Linked DNA regions of Homo sapiens: region 2 is linked to region 1. The links are chromatin loops, found by intact Hi-C in ENCODE. Cell type or tissue: IMR-90. All regions are shown on one strand.

The links. Peaks named below come from ENCODE experiments on the same cell type or tissue, not always from the same donor. Only the 100,000 strongest peaks of a DNase experiment are listed, where the experiment ranks them.
Region 2: it touches region 1 in a loop (2.7-fold over the local background); 1 of 110 quality-filtered maps calls a loop at or near these places.

Annotation. Positions count from the first base shown.
Region 1 is chr13:42,659,046-42,661,545 of GRCh38, reverse strand. No RefSeq gene overlaps it. Among named protein-coding and RNA genes, the nearest start is that of TNFSF11, 86 kb to the right of the region's middle. In IMR-90, a CTCF peak has its summit at 983 (motif pointing left); no DNase peak of the experiment used is centred here; H3K27me3 peaks cover 525 bases.
Region 2 is chr13:43,053,918-43,056,417 of GRCh38, reverse strand. All of the region lies in intron 1 of DNAJC15 (DnaJ heat shock protein family (Hsp40) member C15), which reads right to left. Among named protein-coding and RNA genes, the nearest start is that of DNAJC15, 32 kb to the right of the region's middle. RefSeq lists enhancers at 1,001-1,050, 1,181-1,340, 1,371-1,450. In IMR-90, no CTCF peak of the experiment used is centred here; a DNase peak (open chromatin) is centred at 1,387; H3K4me3 peaks cover 991 bases; H3K27ac peaks cover 1,377 bases.

The sequences.
Region 1 (2,500 bases):
CATTAATGCAAATTCTGTGTCATTTCTCCCTGATGATTCTTTGTCATTAGGGAAAGCTTTTTTTATGGAATTTTATTTATCTCCGTATCTAACAAACCCCTTCTCCGCCAACTTGGCGAAACCACTCACTGGCTTTTGCTTCTAGCCTTATGAAAACCACACCCTGAATTTAGGTAATAGTACACATTATCTAAATACTTCACTTTCCCCCCACCCTTTCAGGAACATAGCAGTCCTGCACTTCCACAACCCATTGAATTTAGGGTTGCCATTTGACTTGCTTTGGCCAATGAACAATGACTGCAAGTCGCTTAAGAATGAGGAACGGTGATTTCCAAAAGACATGCTGTACAGGCAAAAATGTATATGTCCACTGCAACATCAGAGTGCTTCTAACAAGCCATCTCTCAGCATGTCTCACTCCCACACAGAAGTATTCCCTAGTACATTTTGAGATTGTAGAATGTTATTGGAGCTAATTTCCTATTTGCCCTCATAAAGTTATTTGGAGATTTCACCTTTTGCTGTGTTAGTAATTTCAAAGAACAATGCTTTTTAATAATTACTGCAACTACCAGTTGTGTGTTACATGTGTAGTCACGTTTAAATGATCAAGAAGTACTTATATTTGAAAAATCTAGCTTCCCAAGATTAAAAAGTTAAATATGTCACAATTATCCGTCTTCTGTCGTGTATCTGTAATGATTTCAAAGGTAGGTTTTATAATCCCCTTTAAGATAGAAAAAAAAGTATTTGATAAATAAAAGGTTTGCTGACATTGCAGTTATTGCATTTAACAGCTTGGGCATATTCATTTCGTGAGGAAAGAGATGAAGAGTTTGAAAGGGCCTATAATAAAGTAGCAGTTTGATTTGTGTGGAGGATGATATCTCTGCTCTGTCTTAAATTAGTTCATTAATATGCCTAGATAGTATAAAGTTTGCAATTAAACATGATAAAAACACAAACAGTGCCATCTTTTGGACAATGCTTAAACTCAATGCACATATACAGACACACATACCTGTGTCAGGCTATGTATTCAATACCCACAAGCATTCATCACAGATGCCAGCAAGATCTTGTTTTTATCATTAATTAATCTCCAGAGTATTAAAGCTTTTATTGGCATTATAGGAATGCAAGCCACCATGCTTAACTTGCACCTGTTCAAATTACATGGAATAGCACGCTCAGATTGGCTTTCTAACATCTCCATGGAAATGCCACTGTGAACATGTGTTTATTTGATTCTTGGAGCACCTGAGGAAGGTTTTTTCCTTATTTAAGTTCCTATCTAAACCTAGGATGAGCTCTCCTTGCTTCTGGGGCCATGGCTTTGCTCTCACTGTGCAGGTATTATCCCAGCCTCTCCAAAAATAAAAAAGAAAAAGAAAGAAAATAAAACTAGGATGAAATCCATCTGGCTCAGGTGTCAGGTTTTGAAAAACAGGTGGATGGATGTCATGTATAAAAATAGAAATGCTATTGTTATTCTGCTTATAACTGTTATTCCTAACTGAAGTGAGAGAATAGACAAGAAAACGCTGTTTCCCAAAAACTCATTTTCTATTGAATAGTGCAGATCAGTTCAGTATGGGGCAATCTGAAAAGATGACCTACACATCAAGATGCCAGTATTTTAAAAGAGGAATTCCAAATTGTCATTCTAGTCAAGCATTTAATAACTATCTAGCATTATGCTAGAGACTCTGCATGAAGCTGTCCTGTGGCCCCTAAAATGATTGGGACAGTTATAGCTTGAAGACTTTGTAGGAGGAAAAATGTTTCAAAGAATGATTTTAAAGGAGTGTGGGATATAAAAACAAGATGGAGGTAATTTTGATGATGATGATAGCTAACATTTACTGGACATTTACCATGTGCTAGGTACTGTTTAAATATTGTACATGAATAAACTAATTTAACTCTCATGTCAATTTAATGAAGTAGATTTAACTGCATGTCAATTTAATGAAGCTAGATTTCTCCTCACCAAAGGAGAAACTGAGACAGAGAGGGGATTAGCAACTTGTCCCATGTCAAATAGTTAGTCAGCAACCACTTACTAAAGAATCTCAGGTCAAAGAAAACTGAAAAAATAGGGATTTGCCATGATGAAGTCGTAATGGACCAAAGCTAGGATCAGGGCATGAACATCAGATTCATTCACTCATTCATTCAACAAATACACAATTACTTCAACACCTATCCTCTGCCAGGTATCATTGTCATGGCAACGGATTGAACAAAACAAACTCCCTGGCATTGTACAGCTTGCCTTAGAGTGGGGCAGATACTACACAGAAACATACTATAACATCTTGAGGTGGTTAAAAAAGCAGAATAGAGTGAATGAATGCTTGGGGACACTGTGCTAGGCTCAAATGAATACAAGATGAAATAATTGGTACCTGCCCCTCAAAGCACTTTGAGCCTGATGAGGAACAGACAGACTCAGTGACTTGTGCTATGGGAGAGGAGAGCACAGGCTGCTTGG
Region 2 (2,500 bases), 390 kb before region 1:
CACTGTAACCCCAGCACTTTGGGAAGCTGAGGCAGGTGGATCACCTGAGGTCAGGAGTTCAAAATCAGCCTGACCAACATGGTGAAACCATGTCTCTACTAAAAATACAAAATTAGCCAGGCGTGGTGGTGCATGCCTGTAGTCCCAGCTACTTGGGAGGCTTGCTTGAACCCAGGAGGTGGAGGTTGCAGTGAGCTGAGATTGCACTATTGCACTTCAGCCTAGGCAACAAGAGCGAAACTCCTTCTAAAAAAAAAAAAAAAATTAAAAAACAAGTCTCAATAAATTTAAGAAAATCAAAATTATATCAAGTACTCTCTCGGACCACAGTGGAATAAAACTGAAAATCAACTCCAAAAGGAACCCTCAAAACCATGCAAATACATAGAAATTAAATAACCTGCTCCTGAATGATCTTTGGGTCAACAATGAAATCAAGATGAAAAATAAAAAAGTATTTGAACTGAACTGACATTAGTGACACAACCTACCAAAACCTCTGGGATAAAACAAAAGCAGTGCTAAGAGGAAAGTTCATAATATTAAATCAAAATGTATGTAATACATCAAAAATTCTGAAGGAGCACAAATAGACAATGTAAGGTCACACCTCAAGGAAAAAGAGAAACAAGAACAAACCAAACCCAAACCCAGCAAGAGAATAGAAAGAAGGATCAGAGAAGAACTAAAGGAAATTGAAACAGCAACAACAACAAAACAAAAGTGAAACAAAAACTGGTTCAGTTCTTTGAAAAGATAAGTAAAATTGGTAGACCCTTAGATTAACCAAGAAAAGAAGAGAGAAGATCCAAATACGCTAAATTAGAAATGAAACGGGAGATACTGAAGCAGCCTCGTTGTCTGGGGTAAATACCAAGGCTCTTGGTCGAACAGTCAAGGAGACGGAGGTCGCGAACACACACTACACACACAGACTTGAGTTTGGAGCAAAGTTGAATAGGCAAAAAGAAAGAACAGCTCTCCCTTGAAGAGATGGGTCCCGAGTGAGTTGCTTAGTAAAAATGTCAGGGTTTTTATAAATGGGCTAGTGAGGAGGGAGTTAGTGGCAGGTGGCGGGGGTGGTGCCAGTGAGGAGGGGATGTCTTATCCTCCTAGGGCCTGACGATTTAGTTGGGACCAGGTGTGCTATCTTTATAGAGCAGAGTTTTTTTTTTTATCAGCTCTCACTTTATTCCTGGATCACATGGGCAGACTTAGTCTGTGATGCCTTCTTTTGCTTATCTGAGAGGGAGAGTTTCTGTGTCTGTTCCCAGACATCTTCTTGCAGCTGCAGGCATCCCCCCAACACCCCTCCCCCACGACGTCTCCACCCCCACCTCCCCAAGTCCACTTTTAGCTTCTCTATCTTGATGTCCTAAAGGGAAAGGAATGTGCTTATTAAGGCCCACTGTTTTTACTGGGGCCCATTGTGAAGTTTGGTGATTACCCAGGAGACTCCCCGCCCTCCTTCTGTGCTCCAGGGGTTTATCTGTGATTTACAGCCTGATCTTTCAGGCTGCTTGTTTAGTTAGAGAAGTGATTTCTTTGAACTGCATGAGGTTAGAAGGGAGCTATTTCTGAGCTACTTTATGTTAGAAGGAAAGTTTTCTGCCAGGGACTCTCTTCTCCCCGTCTACCCAAATACTTTATTTCTATTTCCTATAACAATATTACAACCAATACCACAGAAATAAAAAGATCATTCAAGAGTACTATGAACACCCTTACACAGAGAAACTAGAAAACCTAGAGGAGATGGATAAATTCCAGGAAATATACAACCCTCCAAGATTAAACAAGGTAGAACTAGAAACTCAGAACATACCAATAACAATAAGTGAGACTGAAATGGTAATCAAAAAAACTGTCAACAAAAAAAAGTCCAGGACCAGATGGATTTACAGCTGAATTTTGTCAGACATTCAAAACAGAACTAGTACCAATCCTATTGAAAATATTCCAAAAGATAAACAGGGAATCCTCCCTAAATCATTCTATGAAGCCAGTTATCACCCTAATACCAAAACCAGGAAATGACATAACAACAACAAAATGAACACCTATAGACCAAAATCCCTGATGAACATAGATGCAAAAAACCTCAGCAAAATACTAACTAATCAAACCCAACAGCATATCAAAACAATAATCCACTATGATCAAGAGGGTTTCATACCAGGGATGCAGAGATAGTTTAACACACACAAGTGAATAAATGTGATATACTAAACAGAAGTGGAAACAACAATCACCCGATCATCTCAACAGGCACAGAAAAAGCATTTGACAAAATCCAGCATTCCATCATGATTAAAACTCTCAGCAAAATCAGGATAGAAGGAACATACCTTAGGGTAATAAAAGACAAACCCACAGCCAACATAATACTGAGTGGAGAAAAGTTGAAAGCATTCCTTCTGGGAACTGCAACAAGACAAGGATGCCCACTTACACCACTTCTATTCAACATAGTACTAGAAGTCCTAGCCAGAGCAATCAA